Linked DNA regions of Mus musculus: all the other regions are linked to region 1. The links are chromatin loops, found by intact Hi-C in ENCODE. Cell type or tissue: left cerebral cortex. All regions are shown on one strand. Region 1 has its middle 160 kb from the start of Gm40418. Region 2 has its middle 60 kb from the start of Gm34523. Region 3 overlaps Gm40419 (a long non-coding RNA gene).

Region 1 (8,000 bases):
AACACTCACATACAATAATAAATAATTTGTCTTAAAAGACAAATTTACTTTTGAGGAAATGGCTCTTGATGGCCCACTCTAGGCTAAGGAACTAAGCACAATTGATCGCTGGTGAGAAATGAATCACTTTTCTTTAGTAGGACTGATCATTGGTAGGCTAGCGATGCCTCAATGATTGATCACAAAATAATGCAAGTATACCAGGCACTAATTAAACTTAATGGGCTATAAAGAAAAGACATATGGCAAGAGTAAAATAGGTAATATATTGAGGGTACAACAGGATTAGGATGGTTTTAAATGTCATGGCCACATCACAATATATGTATAAAACGTATTTTAATTTGTTTATAAAATGTAAGCTACATTGTTCTTTATACATTGTTCATTATTTAAGGTATTGCCAGTTAGTTTTAGTCAAGTCATCCCTTTACTCTCAGCAAAACAAAACAAAACAAAAAACTCCAAAGTAAAAAAACAAAAAACAAAAACAAAAAAACAACAATTTTTAAAATTATGATTTGCATTTGAATGTTATTGCCTTTGAGATAACTAGCTAGGAGTCAGAACAATATGTTTACAGTGGAAGTCTTGCTGATCAGTGATGCACCTTTACCTCAATGTTTACCTTAAATGTTTAGAAAACATTAACTATAGGGGTAAATCAGCACAGATAATATTTTTAATTTTTGTTTTATGTTATACCTTATGGGTTTCCTATAAGGTTAATTTATTTTTGTAGACATCTCTTAATTAATGTCATGCATAAAAATGCTTAGATCAAGCCAGGCGTGGTGGAACATACCTTTAATCCCAGCACTTGGGAGACAGAGACAGGCAGATTTCTGAGTTCGAGGCCAGCCTGGTCTACAAAGTGAGTTCCAGGACAGCCAGGGCTATACAGAGAAACCCTGTCTCAGAAAAGCAAAAAAACAAACAAAAAAGGAAAAAAAAAAAAGAATGCTTAGATCATACTAGTTTCATTTACTAGAGGTTGCTCTAATGAGAACTAGATGTAAATAAAAATCTCAATTACATTATATACATATCAATATCTGTACGTATAGATTATGCAATAGGAAGTTTACTGAAAAGTCTTCCAATACCCTCAGTTGAGAATAATTGGGTAACAAGAATAAGATCAAATGGGGTAAAACATCAAGGTATTTGCTTTGTTTTGTTTTGTTTATAATATTCCAGGAGACCAATACTTGTTAAAGCTGAGGTCATATGTTTTGGTTCCACTACAAGCCTCTTGCTTAAAATGCATACCTTCAAAAACAGGAAATTTTGTTATCACATTGAGTTAATTGCATTACATAGTTTTTTTTTTTTTTTTTTTGGTAACTCTACTGTGACTAATAATCTCTCATTAATACACATTAAAGAAAATATCTAAGTCAGTATTTATGCCTTATATGTAAGTCCACATGCTCCACCTTACTAAGAGGACATGTAACTGTATAAACATAGAGTGGTATATGCACTGTATTCTGGAACTTAGTCAACACCTAATATTCAACTAATGAATCAATAAATAAATGTGTATTATTATATGACCAAGTTTAAATTCTACTTTTTTGGTAGCCAACATTGACTGATGCCCAGGGAGGTAAACTGGAGTAATATTTTGAACTTATGGTCGCTCTCACTATTATATAATTATAGTCTACTGGTGCACTATAAATGAACTTTGTGGTTTCTTATTTCTAAGTAGGTAACATTACTGAAAAAAATATTTAGTGGTACTTTAATATACAACTATTGTTATTGTTTTATCCAGAGAACCAACACAATGTGGCATTCTACCTGTTTAAAAAGTTGTCACTTGTTTTCTGATTCCTAAGATAACAGTTATATGACTCTCAGATAACTGCAATGAACCTGTTTGCTTTAGTGCTGATTTAGATTACATAAGAGATAATCAATGTATATTAATTTCAAAGACTAGAGTCCTTAAAAAATCAATACAAATATCATTTTGAAGACCATTTAATTTCCATTATTTGACTGGCCTACTTTCCTGTTGTTGTATTTTTGTTTTGCTTAATGGTTTGAGTGGCATATACTGGGTAACAATTTATAATTTGACTAAAAATTTTAAATGAACTTACTCTAGAATGATTTGCCCATTATATGCAGACACTTTAAAACATGATACTAAATGCAAGAAAAATTACTTAAAGGATCAGTTACATTGAAAATGATGAAATCAATAACAATATTTTCTCAGTGATTCTTCCTCTCTGATAAGCAAGAGTCTTTGCTTAAAAGCCACATTAAAATTTAATCACAATCTGTGTGCTTTAGCAATTGCTAATTTCTGGACAGCTGTCTACTGCTTTGTTTAAGTCTTATGTTCCTTCTATTTAAGTTATGCCTTTTAATAGCTGGATTAAGTACATTTAAAATCTGTATTATTAGAGTCTGATCATGTTTATCACCTTCCAATAGTAACTTGTGGTTTTATATTATTTCAAAGTAATGTTACACTGGAATTAAGACTTTTTAGAGCTCAAAAACTGGAAATGTATGTTAGTTTATAATTCTGCTTTGACTTTATTTTCTTTCAAATTTATTGTGAAGATGCCATATTTGTGGAAATCATAGTAAATATTAAGCTGCTAGATATAATATCTACCATCAGCATCACTACTTCATGACCAGGCAGTTTTGTCCGCCACACATTTAGTAATGAAAATACATACTAAGTGGCCTACTAAATAGTTCTTAAGGGACTATACTGACAAATTTAAAAAGTATTCATCAGCTTCAAGAACCATCTAAGCTATAGAAACTGAATGTATATGATCTCCCTCATATTGAAGACACTAGATGATCAGTAAGTATCAGTATCTTATTGCTCAGAGCAGATTATATCATAGTAGCTTAGCAACTGGTGCTGTTCCAAGATCCTCCCATTGTGTGTTTCATAGGAGATAAAGCAAGGTCATCTTTCAAAGTGCTTCCTCTGATTATATTTCTCCTCTAATCACTTAACATCACTACCCAAGATGGGAAATGATAATATCATATTTATGGTAGTAACACTATTGAAAGGATCAATGTGCTCTATGGTAGGCTAGCATTTAGGTTCTGAAGGATAAAATAGCTGATACAGTGGTCATATTACATTACCTTGTGGTAAAATATTTTTATTGTGTTGTTTTAATGTACTCAGCCAAATCAATAAGTTTAACTGTATTTGCCAGCATTCAGACCAGTGAAATTTATACCTATTCAGTGGCATAATATATGTGATGGTATTTACTTCTATCTTTGCATCAGATGCTAATTAATTAAATACTTCTGCTAAAATTAATAAATAAGTAATAATTAGATAAACACATTGCAAAAACATAATTTGAAGGAAGCAGATTGAAGTGGCTAGGGAATATAAGTAGCCATATACTATGTCAATTAAGAGAAAAGCTGAAATATTCAAATATGTCCACAATATGTCCAAATATGTCTGCAATATGTCCAAATATATGCACAATATTGCAAAATTTAAAATGGTGCATATTTTAACATATATAGAAGATGGAACATGGACCTTTATGAGGGCTATTCGAAAATTTAAAAATTATTGGTTATGGCAATTTGAAGGTGTAATTCATATGAAATTTAATCAAGTCAAAACATGTTCTTTTGATAATATAATTTTTAAAATGTGTAAATTATATGTCAGGTATTATTCAACCATACGTGGCGCTTGATTCCTGTAAATAAGATTGCTTTTTGTGAGGAAGAAGGTATTGGAAGAAGCTTGTCCTACAATGATGTGGCAAAGCCATGTGCAAAATATGCCACATTTTTAGCATCAAGAATATGTCATAAAGAGACTTACAAGGCGTTTTGCAAGGCATGCAGTATATCTAGCTCCGTTTCTTTTGAAATACAGTCCCAGTCAGTGACCAACATCAGCTCTGTCTTGATTTGCATTTTCTTCTCCCTGTGCCCCACCATCCCTTTCCTTTGGTGTTCTAGATTCCAGGCTACTATTTTTAAATGTTCAGGAATTAAAATTTCTTATTGCAAAACAAACCTAGAATACATAAAAATGGTAAATTATTCCAGGGTATTAATCTGAAATATAACCATTTACCACACTTCCAAACCCCTAGTAATTTTCAAAGCTGTTTCATACAGTTGGATTTTGACACTATCCTTTTTTTTTTTCACATTATGACATGACTCCTCCTATTATTAAACTCTGCTTTGAGAGTGCTTTCTTATTTTACTGCCTAACGTATTAGATTAAAAAGGAAAGGTGAACATTTCAGCATTATATAAAATCTGAAAGTGACAAAGAGTTAAGCTAAGAATTTCAGATGAATATACCAGCAGTTTGCCATTCTGACAGCTAAAGCCAAGCTAGTGCTTTAAAAAAATGCAAGTTTGAAAAATGCAAATGGTGTTATCCAAATATGCAGCCATATGTCCATAATACACACATTTTGGGGAAAAATTTATAAAGATTTCTATCACAGAATTGTATCTCAAAATGGTAGGAGTCTTGATTTTTTTATATTGTGTTACCAAGAACATGGTATGATGTTGAAATTTTATTTCACAATCTTCTATATATATTATGGTGGGAAATACAGTATTTTTAGGTTTTCAGAGAAATTTGGCTCTAAGTACTAATAATTCATTTTGAGTCGATGCTCTACTTCATCTATAATACAGATAGCAATATTGTCCAAAATATCCAGATTTTAGTCATGATTTTTTTTTCTATTCCAACAACTGAGGTTTAAAACAGCCTCTTCAAACACGTTAACAGTTCTTGGATCTAAATGTGTATTACTAAGGAAAAATATAATTAGCACGAGTACTGATAAGCTGTGAAATTTGGATAACCTTTAAGCAACTTTGCTCTGTTGATCACAGCATCCACAACAATAGGAAAGGGGAAGCCAAATGCAAAAGGTGAAACCTCCAACAGGAAAATATCAATTAATCTTTGTCAATAGAGTTAAAGTATGTGTAATCCCCTCGTTAAATAGTTTGAACCTTTCTCAGAGTAAACAAAGAAGGGCTAGTGAGGGAAGCAGCCCCACTTGTTTATATGGGGAATCTTCAAGAGGCTTAGGCATAACCTCTCAAGACAGGGTTTCTTTTGCCACTAGTCACTAATTACCCTCCTTTAAAACTATTTGTGTAATAAAAAAAGACTTTTATTCAGGCTTAGAATACCACATAGCATGACAATATTTTGCTCTTAAGCCAGTACATTAAACCATATTAAAAATCTGTGAAATCCTCACAAGTTCCTGCAAGAAAACTAAAATTCAATTTCTAGTATGTTTAGCAAAACCTTTATTTTTCTCACACCTCCCCAAAAAAAGTATTTCTATCATAAGCAACAATGCAGGGCTACTACTGGAGATCAATTTACCTATGCAAGGAACTACTTTAGCATCCTTAGATCTCCAGGTGCTGGGAAATTTCTGAGTTGGAAGGAGGAAGAGGGGAAAGGAATTAACATGTGCTGTGTCATCTGCCAACCAGTGTGCCCTTGCTATTGAAGCAATGTGAAAGCAAATGCATTCTTCAGTCTGCTTGACAAAATGCTAGTGTAATTTAGAAGTAGCCTGATGCTTTAAAATGCCCATGTGATAAAAGTTAGCATCTGAAGTCATTAATCACCATTTGCAAACTTTCATTTTTGAGCATTGTGTATACGTCTACATGAAAAGGGGGTAAAATCATACAATGATGTATAACTGGGGCCCACACTTCTTACGCTATTTATAATCTTGGTATTTTAGTGAGCTTTCCTGGGACTGAGTAGCTATTAATATTAATAAAGATGTAAATGAACTTTGATATCATCAAAGTTAATATCAGTAGATATTAATAAATTTGATGTCAGTAGATATACTGTGGGCAAAAGCATTGACAAGTTAGGAATATTACATTCACCAGTTTACTACAACAAACTAGTAAACAAGTAAAATCACATGTAAAAGACAAGAAAATGCATTTCTTCAACATGTCTAAATCTACAAAGACATCTCCCTGACATTCATTTTCAGCAATTCACATTTATGGTGCTACTGCCATCATTTCTCTGGATGTTGTTCTGGGGATTAAAACGTGAAACTATGGAAGATCAAACAAGGGATTTGAACACAGAGAAACAGAAACTTCACCTCTATTCTCTGGGGCTTCTATTTGGTAAATGCTAAAAATAGCATCATTCTTTTTGAAGTCAAAGTTTAAAATTTAACATAGTAAATAATAAAGTCTAGACAATTTATACACTCTTCTATTCTTAGTCAGCTGCAATATTCTTTCAGACAAAATTTAAATAAATTGAGGAAATTGAGAGCCATCTATGGCTTTACCAGTTACACTTATGGTTTTTGAAATATCTTGGAAATGACATGGGATTGAAATGTTAGACATTTGTTTCTATTTCCATTTAAATGTTCTATCTGCCACATAAAAGTTAAAAATAGGATTCATAAAAAAAACTAGATATGAATAATGGTATGACGGGAGGCAACTTGCCTAGTTACAGCTACCTTACACATAATTTAGAGAAGCTTTTATTAAAACATCCTGATGAACCCTGTAAACTCTTAGAATCTATGGATAGGCAATAATATCATTACTAAGGTATTAAGATTGGTACACCACGCTACTACTTATTCTTATTTATCTGTGTGTCTCAGTATTTATTTATAGTTTACTGATGGAAAATTTTGTCTTAGTCTGACAAAATTTTGGGAAAATAACATACAGTTATATATGTCAGTTTGCATACAAATCTAGTCAATACTATGTTACTATCTGCCATGCTTTTATAATGGATAATGGCCACAGAGGAAAACAAAATAATTATAATTTTAACAAAATATTCAGAGTAGATATTCTAGTGGTGTGATTAATAGAGAATTAATTATCTGTAGAGATTAAAATGCTCATTAGGCGTAGGAAACCTTAGTCAAAGTTTACTTTTGTTTTGCTCTGTGTGGTTGATGAAAATTCCACAGCATCTAAATACAAAAGACATAATACTTATTAAAATTACACACAAAATATTCCTCTGCCCTTATGCTTGTTTATTTTTCCAAGTTTCTGTTTGTTACAGTCTGTCTATTATTGGAAAATTAATTTAGAGATGCATTTACACCTACACAGCCACCCATTTGCTTTCAGATACTGTGGAATAGCTTATTGTTGGGTAAATGAGAGGTGTGTTGGCCAATTAGCATACACTTGAATTTAACTGATTTGCATATTTCTGTACCTGCTATCAGAAGACACTTTCAATACCACTCAAACTTCATTGGGTGGGGGGAGGGGTCAGACTTTGTTGTTGCAATGGTTATAACTGAGAAGCACCATGACACAGTAAATATAAATAATGTTCTATCACATTTTACTTTAGTTTATATTACTTAAGAATGTTTCTGACCTTAAAAACATCAGTTGCTATTCCTATCTTTTCTCAGTATATGCTACAGTGTTATCCCTACAAAATAAAAAATGTATTCAGCATATTACATGATAGAATGAAATATTCTGAGATTTAAATACAAATATTCTGCTTTTCTAAGTTTAAATGCTTTATAAATTGTTAGTATGACCTGACAACTAATCTAGTAATTTTAATCATCTTTCTAATTTATATTATTTGTGATGCAAAACACTGCCTCAGAATTTGTAAAAGAATGTTAGTGCTTGCCAAATACGTATTCCTCTCTTGACACTTTTAAATGTAATATTTTCATATAATCATCCTATATAATATAAATCAAGAAAAATAAGCTAGCTGCTTATGTTTGTCTTTCTCATAGTAAGAAAATAATATCTTATTTTTCATTTTTAATGGGACAGATGCTACTGAATAAAAAAGAAAATTAGACAATTAACTTTGGAACTGACAACTGCATGTTTTCAAATATGATGAAACAGTGGAAATAGTAGAAAGTGCTGATTGATTTGAATACAGTTTGTATATATTGCTTATCCCCATCACCAAA
Region 2 (8,000 bases), 320 kb after region 1:
ATCAGTGTACTATAATATAAACTTCTGGATCAGCTGGACAAGTGCACTTGCCTAGAATTCTGGGAGCCTCCCAGTTACCAATCACTGAATATAAGGGGTGTGATTATTCACCTATAATCCTAGAACTCAAGCTGCAAAGGCTGAATCTGAAGGTCAATAGAGTTCAGGGCCAAGATTCTGCCTCAAATAATAGCAGTTAATAACAATAATAATGGCAATAACAATTCTTATCTTTATAACATGGCTATAGAAGATATATGAGTAATATCAAGTCCTTGAATTCTGGCTCATCATATCATATCTCATGTTTAACATAAATACTCCAAGGGAGCAATCTTCAAGTGCCAAGTTTAATTAGATATTTGTTCAGAACTCTTCTTTTTTTCTCTTACTAAGATAATTTAGTACTAGTATATTGTTGAACTCTGCTAAGTCCCTGTGTGATTCAAGTAGTGCTATGACCAAAAGACCAACAAAAACAAACACCAGCAAGCTTTCTTCATACAGTATTTAGTTTAAGAAAGGTTTAATGTTGTGACAAAAACAGAATTCACACAGTATGGCTAACTCATTATACCTTGATACCTCCTCATCTCTTTTGAGTTTATGCGCCTATGTTTTCCTGAGCACTGGGTCTCACTCTGACAAAAGAGGGGAAAGGATAGTATGAGAGGGAAAGAGAATAAAACAGACTGGGGAGGGACCAAGGAGAGATGAGGAAAGGGGGAAAGGAGTATAGGGATGGTTTGGAATAACAGAAAATTTCATTTGTATGAAGGAGTTGTTTGGCATCTGGCTATTAACTCGAAAGGGTTCAATCTGCCATACTCTTCTTGGAGACTGATGCCTAATACTGCTTTGGTGTTTGTTTGTTTGTTTGGTTGGTTGGTTGGTTTGATGACATCTAGAATAAAACAGTGCTCCTGATGGGCCTAGTACTATGCCTCATGTTGCACAGAGAAAAAACCTTAGAAATCCTTCCTTGTTTTGTACTGAACATAAGCAGACTATATAAGAGATAGGTGGAAGGTGTATAAGAAAATAAGAGAGGATGGCAATGAATCTGGGAAGAATTAGTGGAAGGAACAGGGGATGGACATGATCACAAACTAGTGTATGCATAGACGCATTGCCAGAGAATGAATGATATACTGTATTTCAGAAAAAGAATCATTATTCTCAAAACCTACCAAAGATCACTTTTCCTCAGCTCTATTTTTCACTGCTCATGTGATGCTTCCTTATGGCCAATTTCTTGAAACTCGTTCTTTCCTGTGACTCGTTAGAACTTAGTTTTGGACTGTTCATTCCCTTATATGAAGGTTCCTCCTCAGTTTCCCACTGGCTTCTCTTAAGTAACTGTCCTTGAAGAATGTGTCCTACAGTCATTTTCCTTCTTTTAATTATATTCTTAAAGCTCATTTCATGTCCATCAAATAGTTAGAGCATTGTTTTGAATCTTCCAACTAATAGGTAATGAAACATAAAATGTCAAAGATAACATCAATATGTATATGAAATATGAAACAAAAAATCCTTTATAATGAATGATAGTGTTAATATTCTCATGAGGTATAAAAAAAACCTGAAAAACAAAATGTAGCCAGAACTTTCAACTAATACATACATTAACATAGAAAAATTCCCATTTAGGGGAAAGTGGTATAAATAATCTTTTGTAGGCTATAGTAATTGATTCTCTCAATTTAGAACTTGGGTAAACTAAAGACATCTGAAAAATAATAAGACAATAATGACCCAGAGAAGAATATCTGAAAAAATTTTTTAAAAATATGTTTGGAATATATATCTGGCATATTTATAGAGAGGGTATTAAGAGCATAGCCTGTAATTTACATGAGATAAATCTTGGGGAAGAGCCTATACTACCATTTTCTTTTCATTGTTTGCATTCTAGTCTTTCTTTTTACATTAACTTACTTCTCTAGAGTCTAGTTTTCCTATTCATGAAATACGGTTTTGGGGGGCGGGGTAAAAATCATGACCTTAGTTAGCTAAACTGCATTATGCTGCAGTAATAATTTAACCCCTACTGATCAGTGATCACTCCCTGTACTTTAGGTTTCACATGGATCAAATACTGGTCTGCTCTGATTCCAGTGCATTATGGTGTGCTGAGACAGTTCAGCTGAGAAAGGCCTTGTTATAATGAGGTGCCACTGTCTCAGTACCAGGTTTCAAGAGCAGCGTGGTAGGAGGTGGTACTGATGAGGATAGCTTGTAGCTTTTAATTGTCTGGGCCTGAAAATGACATCTATCACTCCAACCACCTCTAATTAGTCAGAAGTGTCCTCATGTTCAAACTGATTGCAAGTATGTATGAAAATGCAAAAGGCGTGTATTGTACTTTGTGATCATCTCTGTAGCTACCACAGTCTTAACATTTCCAACGAGGATGTTAAAGTCTATGGTCCTTTAAATATAAACTCCGAAGTTTGTGGACTACCTTTTATTCATCAGGGAAATTATACATGCTAAAATTTGCTACCTAGAATAGTTCACTGATGCAAATAACGTCATTTTAATTTTATAGATAAGAAAACCTTTTTTTTTTTTCTTTTAGTATGTATTGGAGTTGAGCTCTGGATCCAGGACTTTTAAACTCAACAGTTTTGATGGCTCATCTTCTCTCACTGTCTTCTATGGTATTGCATGATAGCAATGGCTTGTGAAAGCTGAGGCTGCCACGTAAGTATGAGAACAAATCTGAAGGATGTTTTGATTATATTGAAATGCCTAAAGGAAATTGTGTGCTTTTCCCTAATAAGATGGCAGGTTATCTAAAATGCTTCCTTTCTGTACATTTGACTGAAATTATATAAAATGATTATCTAATGTTTACTAAACATTCTGATAGCTGGTTTCTGCTTGTTTGATCCATTAAGAAGAGAACTTTGCACACTATTAGATAAGTTGGGTAAATGGTATGGGGCTCCTTCCTTATGTGTAGGGTCTCATTCTGTTAACCTGGATGGATTCCAGGAGTCCTTAGGATAGCTGCCTATATCTTCACCTGCTTTGTTCTTGCAGATAAACACGGAAACAGTGCCACCTTGACTCTCCTGATGCTTTGCTCACCTTGTACCAGCTTTGCCATTACTTGAAAATCTCAAGTGACTGGACAAAGTTACCCGTGGAATCTGAAAATTTAACAGAAATCACTGCAACAAGAAAGTTACGTAATTAACAATCTCTGAAAATTCTCTCTTGTCCTGACATCTCTAAATTTACCCTTGATATGAGACGCTTTTCTATATTCATCTACAATGCTCCCTGACTATCTACCGCAGGCCCAAGGCCACTTGAGAGCTGGCATAGTGAAGATGAATCTATTAGGAAATTCAGGGTTACCTGCTTCAAGTAAAACTGTTAAGTAATGGTTTCTATTTTCCTCCTTGTGTGCCAAATTACTTTCTCTCTACCAGTTTACTTTACCTCCTTCCTAATATGACCGAGCCTTTCATTATTTGTTATGATGTTTGTGCTTGTGTTGTCTAAATGGCACCTGCTTTCAAAATACTTAGGAATATTAATTACCTTGTTTTTCCACACAAAGATAGAACTGTGTTTTAATATGCAATAACCTTTTACTAGTTGTAATATGACTTCTTTTATATATCTGTTGTATAATAGAATATAAGCAAACACAAGAAACAAATTGTGGGTGCATGATTTAGATAATGCTATTTTTAGGGTCTCAATATTTGGGGATATTGAGCTGCTGACATCTAAAATCTATAAATATGTACAACTCTTCGTTTGACAGAAATTTCTGAAAACTAAGCCAATTTCCTAAAGCAGAAATGGTACAAATTCTGTTATAAAATTTAGAGACATCCCTCTGATAATTTTTCTTAATTATTCTTAGACTGTACATGTTAGAAATGTTTTCTAGTGTTCTCAAATACAGAAAAAAATGCAATGAGTTAATCCATAAATGCCCTCTTGTGACAATATCCAAGAATGCAGCTGCCTTTTCTCTATTTATTGTGGTCTTATTTTTTTAGGGATAATTTTATATATCCATACTACATCAATTTCAGCAAGGGAAAAGGTAGACTTTATCTTGTCTGGTAAATTTAACTTATTTTGTTTTTAATAAGGTGTATGTCATCTTAAAACTTAGGCACAGAAACTGGTGGCATCATCCTTTCTTTTGCTGACCAAGGAAAGAAAAGCCACAGAGTTCTTCTTGTACTCTGCTCTTTCTCTGCTTTGGTACAGATGACTGTCAGCCAGAGATATCGAAGGATATGGTTTTCAGACTTTTCTTGAGAACTTCCTTGGCTACAGAGCTATATTTCTCAAAATGATAGTTAAAGACATCAGATACAAGGAGTTTGCAGTAATCATTCCTTCACAGTTTAGATTATATAATTTCTGTCATAACTTTGGAGTTCATGGAAGTAACTGTTCTAATGTACACTTTAAAAGAAAACAGTTAAAGGATTTGCCTGAAATTCAAAGATTGACTGTGTGTGTGTGTGTGTGTGTGTGTGTGTGTGTGTGAGAGAGAGAGAGAGAGAGAGAGAGAGAGAGACCCAGTAGCTAACATAAAACTTTGTCAAAGGATTTAAACAAATATGCATTCAGAAGTCAGATGGTGACAAAGACAGTCAAAGAAATCTGATATCTATCTCTTTTATTTTTAATTTTTTTATTAGATATTTTCTTCATATACATTTCAAATGCTATCCCAAAAGTCCCCTATACCCCCCCCTCCAGCCCTGCTCCTCTACCTACTCACTCCCACTTCTTGGCCCTGCCATTCCCCTGTACTGAGGCATATAAAGTTTGCAAGACCAAGCAGCCTCTCTTCCCAATGATGGCCGACTAGGCCATCTTCTGCTACATATGCAGCTAGAGACACAAGCTCTGGGGGTACTGGTTAGTTCATATTGTTGTTCCACCTATAAGGTTGCAAAACCCTTCAGTGCTTGGGTACTTTCTCTAGCTCCTACATTGGGGGCCCTCTGTTCCATCATATAGATGACTGTGAGCATCCACTTCTGTATTTGCCAGGCACTGGCAAAGCCTCACAGGAGACAGCTATATCAGGGTCCTTTCAGCAAAATCTTGCTGGCGTATGCAATAGTGTCTGCATTTGGTAGCTGATTATGGGATGGATCCCCAGGTGGGGTAGTCTCTGGATGGTCCATCCTTTCCTCTTAGCTCCGGACTTTGTCTTTGCAACTCCTTCCATGGATATTTTATTCCCTATTCTAGGGAGGAATGAAGTATCCATGATTTGGTCTTCCTTCTTGATTTTTTTGTGTTATGGAAGTTGTATCTTGGGTATTCTAGGTTTCTGGGCTAATATCCACTTATCAATGAGTGCATATCAAGTGACTTCTTTTGTGATTGGGTTACCTCACTTAGTTTTTTTGTTTGTTTGCTTTTTTTTTTTTTTTTGGTTTTACGAGACAGGATTTTTCTGTATAGGTCTGCCTGTCCTGGAACTCACTTTGTAGACCAGGCTTGAACTCAGAAATCCGCCTGCCTCTGCCTCCCAAATGCTGGGATTAAAGGCGTGTGCCACCATGCCCGGCCTTGATATCTACTTCTTAAAATGTAAAACTAAAACTTCTTTTTTGTTTGAAGTTTAAAGTATATGACTATAGTTTCAAAACACAGGTTGAATTTTGAAAACTATTTTTTCCAAGATTTAGTCAGGAGACACAAGTGACAAGACTTCTTCATAAAATAATAGACACAGAATGTTGAAATTAGCCAAAGAAAATAGTAACCAATATGACTGAGTTTGGATTGCTTTTCCTGTGTTACTTTTTTAAGAGTAGAATATTAATCTCTCTCTCTCTCTCTCTCTCTCTCTCTCTCTCTCTCTCTCTGTGTGTGTGTGTGTGTGTGTGTGTGTGTGTGTGTGTGTGGTGTGTGGTGTGTGTGTGTATACACATGTGCATTCATGCATACCACATACTCATGCATGACTGCCTAGGTGTATGTAGTTCCAAATGTACTTTAAGTGCCAGCACAGTACAGAAGTTGGCATTGAATCCCCTGAAATTGAAGGTATAGGTAGCTGGGTGCTGCCTCATGGCAATCCAACCTGGGTCCTCTGCAAATGCAGCTAATGCTTTGAATGGCCAAGCAAGCTATCTCTCTGAACTCAGCCATTAGCTAATAAAGAAAAGTATTAAAAATACTTTTTCCTAAATAGTAACATCAGAGTTTTAAGGAAATTAACAAGCTCTTTTTAAAAAACAAAACAAAACAAAACAACCCTTTGATTTTACTTAAGATGGGGTCTTACATCTCAAGCTAGACGTAAATTCACTTTGTAGCCAAAACTCCTGATCTCGTGGCCTCTGTTGCCCAACTGTTAAAATTAAAACTTATCTATTTGTAGAGGAATTTTAATCCAGCAACATGGCTGCTCTGGCAAGGGATCACATCCAAAAACCATATCGAGCTATATGATCCTGCTGGAATCCAGACAAGCCCTTAGTACAAATCCCTAACAGTTGGTTTTTGTTCAGTGCAGTGCAGTTCAGTCAGTTGAGAGTGTTGACAGTGGAACTGAGTTGAATTCATTTTGTGCAGAGAGAGAGAGAGAGAGAGGGAGAGAGAGAGAGAGAGAGAGAGAGAGAGAGAGAGAGAGAGAGAGAGAGAGAGAGAGAGAGATTACTGTGAGTTTTACAGAGACAGGTCACAGATAAAGACAGAAAAAGTCAGCAAAATGAGAAGGAGCCAGAAGATTAAAACAGATTGCCAGAGTTAGTTTGAAGCCAAGCAGAGCAATTCAATCAGAAACCAAGAGAAGTCAGTTTGAATCAATCAGCTTAGAGAGGAGTTTGGACCAGAACAGCTGAATTGAACCAGGCATACAGAGTTCAGAAAAAGCTAGAAAGGGTAAGTTTACTCAGCAGTAAGTCTCCAAGATGGCAATTACATCATGTCAATAAAAGTTACTTTTACATCTAATTTTTTATGGCATTGGTAATCAAACCCAAAATCTTGTGAATGTTAGGCTTGCATCATCATACAGGACGCATCACCCACAAGATTCACAAAATTTATATGTAAGGCCTGGGAAGATGGCACCAATTAAGAGCACTTGTTCCTCTTGCAGAGCAGCTTGCTTTTGTTTATTATATCCACATGATATCTCACAAGTGTCTGTAATCTGGTTCCAGTGTATCTGACCCCAGTAGGTAACAGGCATGCTTTCAGCATGCACATGCACACACACACACACACACACACACACACACACACACACACACGAAGGCAAAACTCTCAAACATCCCTTTTCCTTATTAGGGACTGACAATAATAGTTTTTGTTTTATCAATAGCAAAAGTTTAAATCTCTGATGTGTACTTTAAAAAACTTCACAATTTATGTTGTGGCAAGAGGTCCGAATAAGAATTCACATTTATATAAATTCATAGATATTTTCTTTCCTTTAAAACCAAAAAGTAGTATTATATAGATGTGCTTAAATTGCATAGGCAATAAAAAATAAATTCAATACTGTAAATTTATTCATGATTCTATAATTAAGCTAATTTTAGTTAAATATTCTTCAGAAATGAACATGACAATAAGTAGCAGATTTACAATTATTTTATAAGGCTAATATAGCCTTAAGTTTTACAAAGTCTGATCATTACCAAATGGGGCATAGAATGAGCAGAATGCAAATTAGTGATCTGTGCTGGTACCAGAATCACAGTGGTCAGAGGAAGCTCTCTGACACTGAAAATGGGACCTGGGCATTCTCATCCTCCTGGAGAATAAGCTAAGGAACAGCAGATCCAGAATAGCCTATTCTTTGGGAAATGGACACAAACAACTGAATAAAATATTGTATCTCACAAACTCTTGCAATAAATTTCGTCATTTAATTTTAAAGATCACACAGGAATTTTTATTAGATATTTTCTTCATTTACATTTCAAATGCTCTCCCGAAAGTTCCCTATATGCTCCCCTTGCCCTGCTCCCCAACCCACCCAC
Region 3 (8,000 bases), 120 kb after region 1:
TCAGCCTAACTCTGGCTAACTCTGTTCTCTCAATCAGAATAGGACAAACCAAACACACAGTAGAAAAAGAGTCAGAGAGAAGGGACCAGAAACAGAGACCCACTCGCTAACCTATTCAGGAATTCCAAAAAAATACTAGCCTGGAAGCTGTAACATATGCAAAGGACTTAGTGCAGACCCATGCAGGCCCTGTGCATACTGTTGCATAGCTATGATTTCGTTTGTATGTGCTTTGGTCATGATTTGATTTGGAGGACCTTGTTTTCTTGGTATCTTCCATTTCTCTGGCTCGTAACTCTTTCTGTCTTCTTTTCTGCAGGATTCCCTGAACTCTGACAGAAGGCATTTCATGGATAAATCTCATTTGGGGCTCTGTGTTCCAAGGTCTCTCTCCTCTACATGATCTCTTCCTATTAGTCTCTGTTCTCAATTGATGCCAGAGGAATTTTCTATAATGAGAGCTGAGCAAGGCGATAATCAAATGGTCATCCATACAGAAACCTAACCAGGAAGTGTGGGAGCTCACTGACTTTACAAACCATCTAGACCATAAGGAGATTTATAGAATATTTCACCCAAACACAAATTAACACACCTTTCCAGTACTTCATGAAACTTTGTCCAGAATAAAACACATACCCAGACACAAAGCAAGCCTCAAGATCACAAGAAAATTGAAATAACTCTATGCATTCTGTCAGACCACCATGAATGAAAGCTGGGTATCAACAACAGAAACAGAAAGTTTCCAAACTCATGGAAACTGAGCAACTCACTAAAGATGAAAAAAAGGGGGGGGGGGGTTAACACAAAAAGTAAGAAAGTAATTAAATACTTTCTAATATTGAATAAAAATGAATATACAATATAGCCAAATTTATGGGGCACAATAAAGGTAGTACGAAGAAGCAAATTCATAGCATTAAAAGCCTACATTTAAACATCATACTCAGGTTTGTTTGTTTGGTTTTTTTTTTGTTTGTTTGTTTAAGAGAGCCTACATTTTAAAAAAAAATGGAGAAAGTGGAGAAATAGTGGCACACGCCTTTACTCCAAGCATTTGGAAGGAAGAGGCAGGTGGATTTCTGTGAGTTTGAGGCCAGCCTGGTCTACAGAGTGAGTTCCAGGACATTCAAGACTACACAGGGAATCCCTGTCTCAGAAAACCAAACCAAACCAAACAAAACCAAACAAAACAAAACAAGTCCACAACTACAAGAACAAAAGAAATGGAGAGATTTCCTACTAGTAAATTAGAACATTTGAAAGCTCTAGAACAAATAAAAGATATCACATACAGATGGGGTAGAAGTCAAGAAATTTTCAAACTCGGGACTGAAACCAATAAATAGAAACAAAAGACCTAACAAAACCAATCAAAAGCACCACTGCATAGGTTCTTTGAGAAATTCAGTAATATTTACAAACTACTACCCAAATTAATATAATTACAGATGAAAGGGGCCCTAACGACAGATCCAGAGAATCCAGGGAGTCACAAAGACATACTTTAAAAACCTGTACTCAATTGAAATGGAAAATCTTAAAGATGGATAATTTTTTCAATACCTACCACTTAGATAGATAGCTATTGAAAATCTTTTCTACATACTTAATACCTACCACAACAAAGTTAAATCAAGATCAGATAAGCAATTTAAACAGATTTTTTTTTTAGACAGGCTTAGCCTGGCCTCGAACTCAGAGATCCACCTGCCTCTGCCTCCCAAGTGCTGTGATTAAAGGGGTGTACCACCACTGCCCGGCTTAAACAGAATTTTAACCATTAATGAACCAGAAAAAAAGAAAAACAGCTCAGGGCCAGATTGTTTTAGCACAGAATTCTACCAAACTTTTGAAGAAGAGTTAAGGTCAAATATTCCTATTCTACAAAACAGAAATGGAAGTAACGTTGTTCAATAGGGACTCTGATAATCAAACCTCATAAAGACACAACAAAGGAAGAGAATTACAAACAAGATTTCCTATGAACATTGAAATAAAAATTCTGGAATCCAAGAACAGATTAAAAAGATCCTCCACCATGATTAAGTTGCTTCATCACAGAGATCCTTACGAAGTTTTGCCTTGAGCTTGTTGGTTCTCCTGGACTATGAGAATTCTCCCAACTACTCAAGTACTTTTCATGAGAAGGTGGCTCCCTGATTCTGCAGTGTAACTACTGCTTATTCATTGAATATTAAGGCAAAGATCTTCACATCTCCTATTTCAGTGTGAAAGTTGAAACTATTCCAACAACTTTTACTAATATATGAAAAATAGACAATCTGAATTATAATAAAACAAAAATTATGGGACATTTAAAACACTAGGTTAGATTATGTTATTAGTTTAACTGTAATAATTCAACTTGGGTTCAGGTTAAAAAACAAATTTAGAGATTAACTTACAAAAAATTAATAAAGATCCAAGCCTACTGACACAATTTTTAAATCCAGTCACCCAGAAAGTAGAGACATGAAAATCAGGAGTCTGAGGTCAGCTAGCCTTGACTATATTGGGAGTTAAGGCAGCAAAGAAGAATTTCTAAAGAAAAAAGTTTATAAAAATCCCAAAATATTAAATTAAACAAAGTATAAGTGAATAAAATGATTTAAATTACCGTATCAATTGTTTGCTTGTGTAGATGCTGTCAGAATATTTCAAAGTGTTTGGGAATAGCTTTTTTTTTTTAACTTTATTTATTTTACAGTTTTATTCACATTTCCTAGCCTGGTAGCCCTTTCATCATAGATCTGTGAGAGACTGGTTTTGATGTAATTAAAAAAAAAAAAAACAAGCAGAGCTGTTATTTTTCATTACAGACAAAAGAAATTCTCAATTGATTTTCAAAATCAGATCATTAAAAAGAAACCAATTAAAAATACATTGCTTGTATGTAGAGAAGTATCTTTATATAATCCAAAATCAGATATATCCTATAGATAACAAATTATAGTAAGAGCTATACAAATTTATATATGGCTGTTAATATATGTAAATTGATGTATGCATAAATATGCATGTAGATGTGCATATAGAGAGCTATATATTTTTATGGTTTAACATTAGATACCCGTCATTTTTGCTTTCCTGGAAAATTTTTCCAATATAAAAATGCATTATTTGAACATAAGTAAAATACAGGGTATCTAGTACTCTGAAAACCAATTATCCTGGGAAAAACCATTCAACTGTCTTTTGTGAGCAATGCCATAGAAAAACTATCACCCTATAGAAACAGCCCATCATTATACCACTATAGAAAATGTACTTGTTAGGATGCATATTTACAAAATATAAAAATATCACAATCTGGCAGCTTTCTTTGGGTATCAGAGAAAAAGAAGAAAAAGGTCTTTGTCCTGTGTGACCAGCCACGTATTCTAATCTCCTAGACCATATCTTTCTTTAATGGGAAGGTGAAATGAGAGCATTGTCCTTGTTACTTAGTAAAATAGACAGAACAAAGAGAGCACAGATAATAGCCCTGAGTATCAACATTTATGTTTGAACAGAAAGCTTTGAGGCAGGCTGTGATTTTGATACACTGTGCAAAGTGACTTGTTTTCTGTTGTGAATAACTGAAGTAATAAACAGAGTGTTCCTGCTGACTCTGAGAGCGGTGCTACCTTCTCGCTTGGTTGTAAAAAAAGCGCGTCAGTTACGAACGCACTCCGCTCATATGTGTTTGCTAACTCGGTTCCATGGATGCTGCTGCCTGGAATGATCACTTTGAATTGAAATATGTTTAACTGCAGTTAAAGTTTTAAAACAGCAGTGTTTTTCAGGCAAGGTGAACACATGACAACAGTAATTCCGCAGTTGTAAATTTCTTAAGTTAATAGTTGTATGTTAAAACAGCATCAAGCACCAGCCCAACTTTAGTATTTTTGCATTAAACATGAACTAGGTTATAATTTCGACATATGACATCTCATTTCAAAAATTATTTTTTCATAGGCAGTTATTTATACTCTGAAACATTTTAATTTCTTGAATTAAAGGATGCAATGTAGGTAAAGATATTCCTATATTTTCAAGTTCTCTTTTGATTGGTAAGGGACAGTGCAGGCCCATCTGTTTTGCAGCAAAGAAAGCCCCAAACCATCTGTGTAGAGCCACATGCCAGCTAAAACACAGGGATATGCACAGTTTTTTTGTTATGAAAAATTTTGCAGAATTTTTTCTGTATTAGTGTGAATAAATTAGCAACAACTAAATTAAAGAAATCTTTGGAGAACATATTAACTTTCTAGTGCCTACACTAAATTATATCTATTTAGAATTTATGGAGCTGGTATTGTCCCCATATGAATTTTTCCTTACTGTTTTGAATTTTATACTGAAAATTCATCACTGTCTACAAGTAAACAGCTTCATTGTTAATAACGTAAGGTGATTTTTGTAAAACTGATTTTGATTGGGCAATTCGTTAGTGTTCGAATTTTAATAATTCTTGGGAGATATTCATAGTAATATAGTTAAAAATCTATATACATTGCACTATTTTCACAATATCTAGTAAATGTGACTACATTATGACATATTCTAAAAAATACTTTTGGCTTTTTTTTTTCAGTAACTCTGATAAACTATTTTTGGATTCAGCCAGAGTAATTTGAATCAATTGCTGTCTTTTTGGGAGCAAATAAGCATATTGAGTGATAAATTTAACATTAATCATTTTTCATAATTATATGGTTCTGAACAATTATATTAATATACTTAAAGTGCCTCTAGCTTGAAAATACATTATAGCGCATCCAATAATGGGCTTTTTGCCTAAGCAAAGTTACCATCTGAGCCCCTTTTTCCAAAAAATCAGAGAATCATATACAGGCTGATAATCTTTCCAAACATTTGAAATATCAAATTTTATGATCTTCTAGAAAGTCTTTTATCTTCAGTCTACATTAGTTTGTGTATGATTGCTATTTGATGCGTTAGGAAATTGCAAACAGAAGAGCCATGTGAACGCATATTAGCTCCTAACACAGAGTAAGTACCGATGAGATATGTTACTCTCCGGGGGAGACCTTTTCTGCTACGTTTTACATTGGTGTTGAAAATGCTTATTATCTGTTTAAAAAACATTAAAAGCTTTAAATTCAAGCAGCTCGTTTTTCATTTTGTTAATTGCATAACATACTAATGCTGTACTAGGTTGTTTTTTTCAGGGGTATAATGATGCAACAATATTTACATACCAACTCTGGTTTTCCTTTAATGGTTTCTATAACAAGATCATAATTTCCTTTAGTGTAATCACTGGCAGATTTATTTGGCGTCCCATTTTCCCTCTGCTCTGGCTTTGGGGCCTGGGAGAGAGAGCATATTACTGCCTTTCCCTGTACCATTAAGAACACTGTGTGATTGCTAGAGCCCTATGCTACAGTCATGTTTAGAAAGCTTCTAAATTCGGTGTCAGTGAAAATCAATCGATTCCTATAAACTCTGCCCCTCCCCCCCAAATTAACAAATTTGCTTAGCCATCACAATTTGCAGTAGGGACTTGACTATATGACATGGGAGGGGGGAGGGAAATAACACCGAAGAATGTCAGTTACTTCATAAGAAAATTTCCTAAAAGGATGATCGAGCTGTTAGAGGTATGGGGTGTTGTTTGTTTTTGTTTTGTTTTTACACAGTACACTATTAATCTAAATGTTGATGCTAAAAACTGTGGCTCTAACACAGAATACTACACTTCTGTCTGAGAAGTCCTGCTGTCCTGCCGGCTCCCATCACAATAAAAACCCTCTTTGGGCTCTACGCACATCACCCAGCATTGTGAACTCATATTCTGAGTTGTTCATTTCCCCACAAAAAACATTGATAAAGTGTTAGGTAGGGCTTCTCTGGCTACTTTGCTCAACATACATGCCTTGGGAGCAGATGAAAACATTGTAATACAACATTCCGAATTTAGTCCCATTTGTCCTGCATAGAGAAACAGGATTAACAACAACAACAACAACTACTAAAAATTCTCAAGCTGTCTCCTAAATGAAGCCATTTTGAGAGAAAAATAGCATTAATCAGACCAATATGGATCTTTGTAGCTTTTTCTTTGAATACCGATGTGGGAGGTAACTTTGCAACCCTCTCATTGTGTTTCAGAGAGCTGGTGAAAAGTCTAAACTCTTTTCTGTCAACTACCTAGTGATCTGTTTTAAACCACAGCAACAGCAGAATTTTAAAAAGAGAAACTTCTCATATGATGAGTCTGGGCAAAGTAGGGATGCTCTGCCTGACCAGAGCACAGTCCCTGAGTTAGTTATAAGGTCACTCAATCTTATAAGCTAAATGAAAGGACTAAGTGAAAGGGTACGCAGATAAGATATACATAAAATGGCTCCTTAATGTTCTGGGGAACACGTGTCTGTGCACCCCCCCCCCAGTGTAGAGCCAAGCTGGTTTCAATCCTGTATGAGCTCTCTAGTGGCTAACTCAAGGCTCTTAGTTCATCTGGAACACCCTGTTTCCAGTGTGAGGAACAGTTAGAGGCATGACTCAAAACTATGGCATCATCTTGATGGAAAGCCCTTTGCACATTAAAAGCCAGCGTAATTATTCCTTGCAAACAGTAAATGAGTAACATTTTACTATTTTATTAAAATGTCCTTACAATAATTTAAACTCGATGCAGGATTATTTAAATTAACAAGGGAAGCAAAATAAACACTTAACTTTGTAGCACACCACAATTAAAAGCTATAATCTAAATGACAGGCAATTAGTTTTCTCTTTAAAGAGACTGTTTTCCAGACACTATGTGTAGTAGCTTTATTACAGCTACTCTTCAAAAAGGCCATTTGGTTCTGAGAGGTTTTCTTCTTTCTGCCTTTAATCTGCTCAAAAAGTGTCAAACTTCCCTGCTCCAATACCTGCACAGTGAAGACTCTCTTTTCTTTGATAGTGTATGTCTGCTTATTAAAGTCTTCAAGACACTCTAGACTTAGGCAAACACTGTCCAAATGTACCATATTTAGCTTCAAGCTCAAAATCTCCCGAGCTGTCAGTTTAGGTGTTAAAGAGACCATTTGTAAAGCTTGGCTGGGAATTGCCATTATTGACTGGAATGTGTGTTTATCATTACATTCGATGATGAAAGTGGAGCGTGTAGCATATGAGTAAATGTCAGCAGATGTTTCTTCTAAGTGGCCTGGTTTCAACCTCCTGTTGTTTGTCTTGAATACAAATATTAAAAAAGGGAAAAAGGCAGAATTTTTATGACATAAGTGCAAGGGTAGTTAGATTTTTTGAAAAACAACAAAAATAATGGCTAGAATATCAGACTGATAGCATAAAGTGGAATTAAGAGTTAGTTGGCTGTGCTCAGCTAAGGGTTTTTAAACAGCTCTAGCAAAAAGAGAAACCGTGTCTACCATTATGTGTTTAGAGAAAGATTAAATCTCATGGATTCTTGTGTTTGGCAGCTATTAAAGCTTTTTTGCTCACTAGTCATTGAGTGTGATTATTTTCTGAGGTAATTGAGCATGGGTCAGGGTCTTAAACCTTTACTAGTTGTCAAGAGCATAGGATAGACACACTCATTAGCAATGGAGCCTGGTAAGTTCTAGCTCTTACTTTGAAAGGTAGTGGTTAAGCACAGAAAACATACCATATACCACAGGGAGGGCAGGTAATGTACGTTCGGTGGATTAGAAAGGAAATAAATAATTTAAGTGGAAAGATGCTGCCTTTGTTAATTCTATGGTAATTTTGGGGGGGGGGACGTAATAAATTTAGTGTCTTCCTATGGTTCTTGGGTTGTAAATATTTAGATGTCCTTTGAAGAGGTATAAAATGACTACAGACAAATTTGGAGGGTGGCATTCAGAACAAGAAGTGTAACTTTTGAAACTGGGCACTCGTCTAGCACAACTCTCAAACATGATTGGTCTAAAATACTTCAGAGAAATTTTTCAGATATAATACATCTCCAAACTATTCTGATTTTGTCACCATTTTCATTTGTTTAAATGATAATAACT

Evidence for each region. Peaks named below come from ENCODE experiments on the same cell type or tissue, not always from the same donor. Only the 100,000 strongest peaks of a DNase experiment are listed, where the experiment ranks them.
Region 2: it touches region 1 in a loop (4-fold over the local background); 5 of 42 quality-filtered maps call a loop at or near these places.
Region 3: it touches region 1 in a loop (4-fold over the local background); 5 of 42 quality-filtered maps call a loop at or near these places.

What each region holds. Positions count from the first base shown.
Region 1 is chr12:49,959,872-49,967,871 of GRCm38, forward strand. No RefSeq gene overlaps it. Among named protein-coding and RNA genes, the nearest start is that of Gm40418, 160 kb to the right of the region's middle. In left cerebral cortex, no CTCF peak of the experiment used is centred here; DNase peaks (open chromatin) are centred at 3,862, 4,377 and 5,442; H3K27ac peaks cover 936 bases.
Region 2 is chr12:50,277,872-50,285,871 of GRCm38, forward strand. No RefSeq gene overlaps it. Among named protein-coding and RNA genes, the nearest start is that of Gm34523, 60 kb to the left of the region's middle. In left cerebral cortex, a CTCF peak has its summit at 3,980 (motif pointing left); a DNase peak (open chromatin) is centred at 3,976.
Region 3 is chr12:50,077,676-50,085,675 of GRCm38, forward strand. The region is part of intron 2 of Gm40419 (a long non-coding RNA gene); the gene reads right to left. Among named protein-coding and RNA genes, the nearest start is that of Gm40418, 39 kb to the right of the region's middle. In left cerebral cortex, no CTCF peak of the experiment used is centred here; DNase peaks (open chromatin) are centred at 3,662, 4,094, 5,059, 5,314 and 3 more places; H3K27ac peaks cover 3,184 bases.